Linked DNA regions of Homo sapiens: region 2 is linked to region 1. A link is an interaction called in ENCODE POLR2A ChIA-PET data of the cell type or tissue named here. Cell type or tissue: MCF 10A. All regions are shown on one strand. Links, peaks and the distances in the headings refer to the core of each region. The heading gives the core; the rest is flanking DNA.

Evidence for each region. Peaks named below come from ENCODE experiments on the same cell type or tissue, not always from the same donor. Only the 100,000 strongest peaks of a DNase experiment are listed, where the experiment ranks them.
Region 2: POLR2A ChIA-PET joins it to region 1 with 18 read pairs; 2 of 35 experiments call an interaction of 5 or more read pairs at or near these places.

What each region holds. Positions count from the first base shown.
Region 1 is chr11:94,703,534-94,708,919 of GRCh38, forward strand. The region is part of intron 1 of PIWIL4-AS1 (PIWIL4 antisense RNA 1); the gene reads right to left. It also overlaps a transcript of AMOTL1 not described here. Among named protein-coding and RNA genes, the nearest start is that of PIWIL4-AS1, 34 kb to the right of the region's middle. RefSeq lists an enhancer at 2,451-3,650. In MCF 10A, for the core only: no CTCF peak of the experiment used is centred there; DNase peaks (open chromatin) are centred at 2,868 and 3,558.
Region 2 is chr11:94,773,450-94,778,835 of GRCh38, forward strand. The region is part of intron 1 of AMOTL1 (angiomotin like 1); the gene reads left to right. Among named protein-coding and RNA genes, the nearest start is that of AMOTL1, 7.8 kb to the left of the region's middle. In MCF 10A, for the core only: no CTCF peak of the experiment used is centred there; DNase peaks (open chromatin) are centred at 3,182 and 3,442.

The sequences.
Region 1 (5,386 bases), core at 238-5,237:
TGGTTGCATGCACCAGTAGTCCTAGCTACTCAGGAGGCTGAGGTGAGAGGATCACTTGAGCCTGGGAGGTCAAGGCTGCAGTAAGCCATGATCAAGCCACTTCACTCCTACTTGGGCAACAGAGTGAGACCCTATCTCAAAAAAATAAAAAAGTATTGGTGTCCATGATATGCTAAGAACATCTAAAACAATAATAAAACAATTTAAAAATTTTTTAAATGGTCAAAAATTTTGGACACTTCACAAAAGGTAATAAGTGAATGGTCAATAAACACATGAAAAACATGAAATATCTTTAGTCATCAAGGAAATGCAAATTAGAACCACAATGAGATACCATTCCACATCTACCAGTGTGGCTAAAATTAAAGGCTGACAACACGAAATTTTGGTGAGGACATGAAGCAATTAAAGCTTTCATACATTGGTGGTGGGAGAGGAAAATTACATAAGAATGTTGGAAAAGATCTTGCAATTTTGTATAAAATTGCATATAGCTACCCTAAGAACCAACAATTTCACTCTTACGTATTTACTCAAAGGATCTGAAAACAAATGTTCACAGGGACATGTGCAAAAATGTTCACATTAGCTTCATTCCTAATAGCCCTAAGCTGGAAGCCCAGGTATCCATTACTAGAATACTGGCATATTCATAGAGTAAAATACTATTCAGCAATGAAAAGAAACCAACTTCTGATACAAGCAACAACATGGATGAATGAACCCCCAAAACATGCTGAGTGCACACAAATTTGCATAAAAGAATACAATTTGTATGGTTCCATTAATATAAAATACTAAAACAGGCAAAACTAATCTGGTGAAAATCATCAGAAGATTGGTTATCTCTTGGGATGTGAGATAGGGGTTTGCTAGGAAGGGACATAAAGAAACTTTCCAGAGTGATGGTTATGTTCTGTATCTTGGTAGGAGTTTGGATTGCACAGGTGTATGTGTCTAGAGGAACTTGGAAATGATACACTTAAGATCTGTGCATTGCACTGTATACAGATTTTATCTGAATAGAAACAAAGAAATTGTAAATAAATATTGAACTCTGGCTAATAATATTGAAGTATTTGGGGGGAATATACTAATGTCTGAAACTTATTTTGAAAGACAATAACAAAAATAATTAAATGAGTTGCTGGATGGATAGAGAAATGAGCAGAGAATCAACATGGGATAAAACTAACGTGGCAAAATGTTAATTGAAGAAACCCGGTGGTAAGTATATAGGTGTTCACTGTACAATTATTCTGACTTTTCTCTAAGTTTGAAAATTTTAATAGGCTTTTGAGAACAAAAAAAAATTGAAGACAATTGGCAGATTACCCATTGGGTTGAGTCCTGGCCTTAGGAAAAGACATGAGAGTCTAGCTCATAGGCAAAGGAGGCTCCTGGGGAGGAAAGGAGGCTCCTGAGTCCAGCAATTGGCCTTCTTTGCTCCATTCTAACTTTGGCAATGAACCTAGAGGCTGAGACAAAGCAAATAACCAAGTTCTTTTTCGTTCTACAAGACCCACTGGCTCATGCTCTCTCCAAATGCCTCACCAACAAGATGGTGACTTTAAGCATTCTCAGCAGATCTATTCTAGAGACCTGGAATGGAAAAGGACTGACACCATTCACTCTCCTTCTGCTGAGCACCTACTGTATGGTACTCTCTTTGCTAGGTTTCAAGGACATTATGATGAACCAAATAAAAATGACTCCTGCCTTCATTGTTCTTACCATTGATGAAACGCTGCCCGTCTTCTACTCCTATCATTATTCACACCCCAAACAAAAGATTTGCAAGTTCCCTTTGTAAGCCACTTTGACATGTCTTAAATCTGTGATTTCGAAAATCTCTAATGTTGGATCTGAATACCTCTATCTAAATAAAAAGTGCATTTTTTCTTGTTTTAGCCTCTTTGGAGTGAAACTTGACACAGGAAAATCTCAAAGCCTCAAAATAGCTGAGCAAGAAATTAGATAGAAGCCTAATGACCCAGAGTCACCTTATACTCTCCTGAAATAGAAGCCTGGGAGAAAGGGCAGCTGGCTGCTGAGCTCAACCCTCTGCCCCACTTCCAACAGAGATCACACTCATTACCATTCCTTTCCCTAGCACCCCAGCCAGAACTCTTGTCCAAAGTTTAGACCAAGGACTTGGCATCAAGAGTAGGTGATTGGCCCACTGGGTAGCTTGAAATGACCTTGAATCCCATGTTACAAATCTAATTCCTCCAGCCTCACCTTTAACATACAGAAGAAAAAAAATCCTGTCTCTTTCTCCAAATCCTTCTGTTTAGAACGCAGGCATGTTTTGAACTGATATGTTAATATTACAAATGACCCCATATTGAATGAGTGGCATTATGTTCAACAAAAAGAAAATAAAAATTGGTTGCATTTTTGAGAAAGGCTGTCACACTTTTTCCTGTAGCAACTAACCTCCTTTTCTTAACTGAATATTTTTCCCTTTGCAAAGTCCAGTCACCTGTTTGTCACCTTTGCTTACAGATTCATAGCTCTGAAAATTTCTTAGCAATTTGGTCATTTCCAGCTTCTTACAGCCCCTCCTCCTGGCTGAAATACCTTCGCTTCTTCTTCCTCCCTGCTTCCACTTCCCCAGTAATTTTCACCTCTCAGAAAGTCTAAATATCTATTTTCCTTCCCTAGAGTACTGTTTTTCAGAGTTGGATTTGGGGGAGATAATGACATGACTCAAGGAAATAAGTGCATAATTTTTCTTTCTCTGGTGCCAGTTAAGGCAATTGGTGCCTTAGGATTTTCTGAAGCTCTTTGAAAACAACAGGGTTAGTCAGATTCCAGCGATTTACCTTCTGAAGGCTGAGCATGTCTGGGCAATGGCTGCATAATTTGGATGGAGTCATCACTGATGAAGCAGAGTTGGCTCAGCCAGGCAGCACTCGTTGCTCTTTTTAAACTCCACGGCACCAGGGATGAAGTCACCTTTCTTCTTTTAAAACGAACACATTTGCTCTGTGAGTCCCTGTCACTTCTGTTAGAACTTAGTATTTTTTCCACTGCCGGTCACCAGGACTTCTCACAGGTAAGAAAATTCTTATTTAGTGGGTTTCACTCTAGGGAACCTTAACACGAGGGGGGGATTTTGGAAGGCATCTATGGGCAGAGTTGGAATTAGATCAAGAAATACTCCATTGGGTGGGGAGGGTGGCTGTTTCCATGGCAGCCGGTCCCCACCTGGTGGGGTGGCAGACCATGGCTAGGCGAAGTCAGCTTTGAGCTGCAGTGGTGGGCTCTCACAGTGGGTGTAGGAATCTAATCGGGGCTTGGTATTAGGTGCCTATTCTAAGAGCTGTATAATGAGCATGTTAGTGAAGCAACTGTAAGTGGACTCCTTTGGGCTAGGGCCATCCATACCTCCTTTGCCTTCCTACTGATTGGGTAGACTCTTAGAGAGCTGATTCTTATAAAATATGTGCAGAAAAGCAGCTCTCTGGAGAGCCTTGATTTGCTGTTTCGCTGGTGTGAATGCTTCCCTTCTTTCTCAGGAGTGTAGCAGGAAAAAAAGGGGCCCAGGATGCCTGTTCTGACATGCAGGTACCTTGTTCAAACAATGGCTGTGCTGCCGCATGCAGGGCAGAAGTGTACAAACATATCTTAGTGCCTGACCCTATGAGTTCTTCCAAGAAAATATACATGAGGTCTCTCTCTCTCTCTCTCTCTCTCTCTCTCTCTCTCTGTGTGTGTGTGTGTGTGTGTGTGTGTGTGTGTGAAGGCAGACCCTGTGCTCCTAGAGACCACTGAAATCTCCCTGCAACACTTCCTATGAGTTATATGAGTCTCTGTCACTGATTGAATCATACAACTCTTATCAGCTTTGGAAGGCTCAATAAAGACATCTTGTTTATGACAGAGGTGCCTACAGGATGATAAACGGCTTTTGGAAAGAAAGTTGAACCACTGTCAAATGAAAATGTTGAGAATTGCAGAGCCCTTTATTTCTTGGCACAGAACCCTGCCACATATAGTATTTGGCACAATCATCTATAACCTATACAGGGAGCAAAGACTCATTTAGATAAGAGATGTTTGCTTTGTTTTAAATGCAATTGCATACTGGCTGCCAGTGCCTGGTTATACATTCACCTCAGACTAGACCATATCCAGAATTCATCCTCACCTGAAATCTGCTCCCCCTTCTGTGTCCCCTAGGTCTGTGAAAAGTTCCTGGTGGTAGATTTCTGGATTTCACCCTAAACACCCCTCCAAACTTCCTCACATTTTCACATCTGATTTGGGAACACATTCAGCAGATTCGAACTCCATATTATTTCTCAAATCCATCCATTTCTCCCCACCTCCACAGATATTACCCTAGTTTAAAGCCGTTATCAATTTTTTCTAGGAATACAGAAACCTCACATCTGGGCCTCCTCTCTCCAGTCTTACCTCCCAGCAGCATCCAGAATGATGGTTCTAAAATAATTGATCAGCACCTGCACAATCCAATCAATCACTAGTCTGTTGAGTCAGTCTTCTTAATATCTCTCCAAATGGTTTACATCTCTCTACCCCACCACTACTACCTTGGTCTAACCCATCAACACGCTTTGCCTGAGTTATTGCATTATCCCCTTAGCTCGTCCCCCCTGCTACCAGGCTCACTCCACTCCTAGTATAAGACGCTCTAAGCTTCTTGTTTTACTAAGCTTTCTAAGGACATTTTTACCAGAGAAGAACTTGAAATGCTTATTACTCTATTTGGAGTTTAGAAGCATTAGCATTTTTATGACTCTTGTAGGTGCTTTAAGGAGAGAGGCCAGAATGCGAGAGGATAGGGAATGTAGAAAGCAGTGGGAAGGCAGCCTGAAGAATGCGTAAGCCTCAGACCTTGGAACCATGTGGGTCTTCATTTGAATCCCAGCTTCTCCACCTCCCGGTATGGCTTGGACCAAATGTCTAAACCTTCTTGAGGCTCATTTCCCTCAACTGTGAAATGGAAACAATACCTGCTTCATTAGGTAAATAGAAGAGTTAAATGAGAACATTTATGGAAGGCTCTAAAACATAGCAATTAAAAAATTTTAGTACCGCTCCTTCTTTCCTTCACTTTTAAGGGTTATAATCTCTAACCACCACCTATGTTGTAAGTATTCATGTGTATGTGTTTAAAACTATCTGTAGTTGGCATGGTAGGAAGGAGGAGTGGCAAAGAAATACATGCGAACTCTCTTAAGAAACTTGCAGTTTACTTAAGGAAATAAAGCCAACCTAAACAGCACATCTATAAACGTCTATAAAGCAAGCAATCTGTGATTGTAATGTGTGTAGTACTACCAATTGAGTACAGGAAACCAGTACAGTTAACCAGGAAAGGCCTGAGTAAACAGGTCTGCAAATACCTGCG
Region 2 (5,386 bases), core at 324-5,323, 70 kb after region 1:
AGATGGACTATCAGGTGTAGTTCCCATTCTGAAGTGCTCACAGATTAGGGGTGTGGCATGTGGACATTACCATGTGTTACTACTATGATGGGGACACATGTGATGTACTGTGGGTGCTCTGAGGAGAGAGGGCTCACTTTGGTCCAGGCGGTCAGGGAGGGCTTCCCTGGGCATGCTGCCCAACCATGGTGGGAATAAAATTGGTTTGCTTTTGATCCAGTTTTTAGATCTTTATTGCCATGAATTCTTTAGAGTGTGTTACTCTGATTCTTGAGCACATGCTGATTGAGTTGGCATAAACTGAGTGGTTGAGGACCTTTTTGAACAGTACATGGCATGATAGCTTAAAAGAAGGTGAAAACACAGTACTTAAAACTCAGTAACATAAACAGTATGAATGAAGTTGAATAGATTAAGAGTTATGTATATGTTAAAATGAAAAAGGAGAGGTAGTATTTTGGATTGAGAACAGGTGTATCCTGGCCCTGCCGCCTCCTTGCTGTGTGACCTCGGAATTGTACATGCTGAAGCCTCATGAGTAAAATGGGGAAAATAATAGTTCTTCCCTCATGGAGCTGCATGAGGGCAAAGTGAAGCAATGCGCACAATGCTGGGCACGTTGAAAGCATTCAATAAATACCTGCTACCATTATTATTACTAAAACAGCAGAGAAGCAAAACACTTTATAATGTTACGTAAATTCGCATGTATCCGTCTTCTTTGAGAACCTGGAACCCCTGTTCTTACTCATGGAAGTGTTCCTTTTCACAGTTGGGAGCGCTGTGAATACTACTTAGTGAATGAGATAGAAGCTAGGATGCCCTATTCACAATCTATTACTATCTATAAAATAAACCTTTCTTTGCTTCTATAAAAGTATGATTTCTGATGAAAGAATGATTTCCTCTGTGCCCTTGAGCACAGGAGGCAGGAGGAGGTGGGTCTGCATTCAGAAGGCTAGTTCAGAGTTTATGGTGCTTGGTACTGTAGGTGCAGTAAGTCAGGGCTGATGTCACCAGGCCGTGTCTCAAATTTCATAACTGGCAGCTCTGTTTCCTTCTTGATGACCAAGTTGTTTACTTCTCAGAGGAAATTAATTGGGTCTTAGATGTACAATTCCAGGACAGTTGTTCTCAAATGTGATTGAGCATCAGAATACCCCAGAGGGTTTATTGAAACATGGATTGCTGGGCCGCACCCCTAGAGTTTCTGTTTCCTTGGTTGATTGAGGATAGGGCCTAAGACTTTGCATTTCTAACACGTTTCCAAGCAATGCTGATGCTGCTGGTACTGGAAACACATGTTAAGAATGACCATTTTAAAACATAGCCCCTTTAAATTGGGCCTGGACTGAGATGCTTACCCTTTGGAATGGAGTTTGTTCATCTATAAGTAATTGAGTTTGAAACAGATCTATTTCTAAGGTTATTAGTTGATATAGCTATATTTCTTCCTCTAATCACTCTTCTTTTGTGCCTCACTTTCCTGACCATGACTTTTTCTTCTATCATTTGTCTCTCACTCCTTGGAAGACATGCCACAACTGGGTATATGGCTACCATATTGCCTTGGTAAATCACTTAGGCTCTATAAAGTAAGTGTATTTACTAAATATTTATCTTCTAAGGTTATTGTGTGGCTTAAATGACATAGTGAATGTGAAAGAGCTTCATAAGAAGTGAAATTTTGTGTAAAATAGTTTTCTTAAAATTATTTTCTGCATCATCAGTATCTTTTTGGAGCAGTGTCTCTGACTGACGGTAAGTTTCATTGCTACTTGGGGGACTTGGTAACGATTGCATAGACATATGCAGGGACCATGGACATACTCAGGGACATCATGAAGAAGGTTCCTGCAGTGGATGGATGGTTAAGCTAGGGTCTGAGTGCCTTCCAAATGGAAATGTTTTGGAGGCTGATTGATAAATAGTTGTAGTAAGGACCAAAGGAGAGCCCAGTGCTGGAAAATTGCTTGAGCAGATGTTGAAATATTAGAGATTCAGCTTCCTCAGAGTAGAGAAATATAACTCTGTGACTTTTTTTTTTTCTAGCAGTTTAGGACAGATGTGATCTGGCCCACATCTATGTTTTTAAAGTTCTAGACCTATGCTGTCTGTAGTAACCACTAGTCACTTGTGGCTATTTAAATTAATGAAAATTAAACGAAATGAAAAATTCAGGACCTCAGTCACACTAGCCACAGTTCAAGTGCTTAATAGCCATTTCCATCACTGCAGCAATTTCTGTTGAGGAGTGTTGTTCTATAGTGAGATTGGCTCTGTTGTCTGATGGCAACACCACTGGGCTTCAGATGATAAGACAGGGACACATTTTTGAATGAAATGTACCACATCTCCCTTGGAGGGCTGGTATGAACTGATTGGGAATGCTCTATTCACTTGAACCCCATTTTACCACTTCTGTTTTGGAGGCTCATTCCATTTGAAAGCTGGGTCAGCATGGCAACTGGGTTATGCTGGCGGCAAAGCTTACCAGGCCATTATCAGGAGATGTCTGCTGTTTCTAGGGATGTTCCACTCATGGGATTCTTCCAGGGATCTGGTCCTTGAGAGAAGCAAATAGAAATGCTTGGGTGGAATTAGCACGGAAAGGTCCTCCTGAAGAGGACCATCAAAGGTCATCCTGAACTTCTCCACCTTGGATCCGTTCCACTGTTGAACCAAGCTTTGTCAATGAGAGGCAGGCAGCTGGCGCTTGTTCATCTCTCCAGTGTTTGCACATGCTCAGATACCATTCCACACTTCATCATCCTATTGTCTCCTTTGAAAGTGTTCTGTAAACTGTAATAAGGTTCATCTCCTTGCCCACCCTACATCCAGTCAGTCTTTAGGTCCTGCAGTTGACCTCCAAAATACTTCTTGCATACTTTCCCTTCCTTTGCATGTCTCTACAGCTAAACCAGTTTAAGGGCTAATTACCTGTTTCCTGGACTATTGTGATAGCCACTCACATAACAGGTCTTCCCACTTCTGTTTTCTTGCACCTCTTCTGACCTACTCTGTCCTTCCTTCTTTCCCTGCTTCCTCCCACCTTTCCTCCACCCTTCTCAGAATAGGCCCAGCAAGACAGGGATGATAGATATCTTGTCTTCCAAGCTTGCTTTGCTTTCTCTTTGTGAGGTAGGGCTCTGCACACGCCCTGTGGCCACGTGCCAGGGAGGAAGGAGGCATCTCACATTCAGCTGCTGCTTCTCAGCTGTGAGGGCTGCTCTGGGTGGTATGACCCAGCAATGTGACCCCTGACAGCAGGTGTGAAGCAGGCCTTTTCCTTTCTGACACGGGTGGTGTTCTGGAGGGCTCTGAGAACCAAGTGTTTTGTGAGCAAGCCTCCTCTATCTGCTGGTCTTGGGAAAAGTAGAGAATATGAAATCCTCTGGTAAGGCCCTGTTTCCTGAGGGACTGGCTCCTAAATATCACTGCAGTTATAGGTTGATTACTCATCCTGGTGATGTGGGAAAGGTTGGAACATAGAAGAAGGGCAGACAAAGAGATTAGGAAATGTGCTTTTTATGGAAATTACTGGATGCAGCACTCAGTGCATATCATTAAATTCATTGCAGAAAAACACATGTAAAACCAATCTAGCTTCTTGAAAAGAGAAATGGTCTAATGGTCTTTTTATCTAAAAGAGCAAAGAAAATGCCTTCTGAAATCACAGTAAGCTTCAATTAAGACACCTGGGAAAGTAATTTTAAAAGCATCACACAACCATTTATACAAACATTGAAGATAATGGCGGTGTCAGGTTTGTTTAAACTAGTAGGTTTGTTAAAGGACATAATCCTGTCAGGCTTATCTTCCCGTGGTATTGACTGGCCTGGCAGATCAAAAATGAGTGGTAAGTGGCATAAAAATGGTGAATAAATATACCTTAGCTGACTTTTAGAGTTGATCCTGTATGATAGTCATCAAAAAACTGAAGAATAGAGTCTAAAAAGTCTACTTTGAGATATATATTAGCTTAACCCTGAGTTGAGGCATTACATTTCCCCAAATTCTAACATTTCTTACTTTCAAATTTCTCCAAAATAAATTCCAGGAGTTTGGAGAAAAAAATTGAAATAAAGACAAATATTTACATTTTAATGACATTTATTAAGTGACTAAAATAACTTTATTAGTTTAGGAACAAAAAATGGGTTATGTGTAATTGTTTGTTCATAAAATAAAATACTGAATTTCTTGTATTAAATTTAGTAATTTATTTAGGCAGTAGTCACAATTATGCTAATTGAATTTACTTTGAATATTTTCAATTTCTCTTATAGAAGAGACATTAGGGAGCATGACATTTCTTATTTTGGACAGAATATAAATTAGGCAGAAATTTGGATACAGAATCACTCACTCCTTAAATATCTGTTGAGTGAATAACTCTGCTTTGTACAAGTCAATACTGAGGTGGAGAATTTGATGGGGTTACAATAAAAGGATATATAGTTCATCCATCTGATATTTGAGGGTCTGTCATGTGCCAGGAACTGGGCTAGGTGTGGGATATATATCCTTTGCTCCCCATGGAATTCATATTCTATAAAAGGAATGTAATGTATTAAGATGTTAGAAAACAAAAGACAAATGAACTGGGTTCGTTCTGCTCTAAGAAGAGAAGAAAGGATTCATAACTGTCTTTCAAGTATTTATTTTATTTTCACTTTGAAATGAGCTTAAATCACAGATATCATGACTTCTACAAGCTTAGAAGAGTTCTCTCCTGGGGAGGGTGGATAAATACAGATTAGGAGGATATGGAGGGCAAAGAGGCAACCAAAGAATTAATAGAAGTGTGGGGGTATCTTACTAGAAATCTGCTTAAATTGAGAAAATATGATGTAATGTCCTGCCTGATGGTGGGAAGAGGACCCTAATAGGCTAACTGTGGTGTGCCCTTTGGATATCTTTTTTTGATTTCAGTAATTATCTATGGAGCTTAATGGTTAAGACTCCAGAACTGGAAACCTGTATTCACACCCAAACTGTGCCACTCACTAGCTTTATAATCTTGGCTAAATTACTTAACCTCTCTGTCAAGTAGAATTTCCTCATGTGATATATAGGGATCTTAATTACACCTACCTCAAAAAATTGTTAGGAGAAATACATGCTGGGTATAAGAGCAATATCTGACACATTGGAAGAGTTAAGTGTTAGTTATCATGGTTGTTGCAGTTACTATTGCAACATTTTATTATGCTTATAGATTCTATGGGTCTGGACTTCAGGCAAGGCACTGTAGGATGCCCTGTCTCTGCTCCATCATTCCTGGGACTTCTGGGGCAAGAAGACTGAGAGCGCATGAGTGGTTTGTGACTGGATTCACATGTCTGGCACCTGGGCTGGGATGACTTGAAGGCTAGGTCTGCAG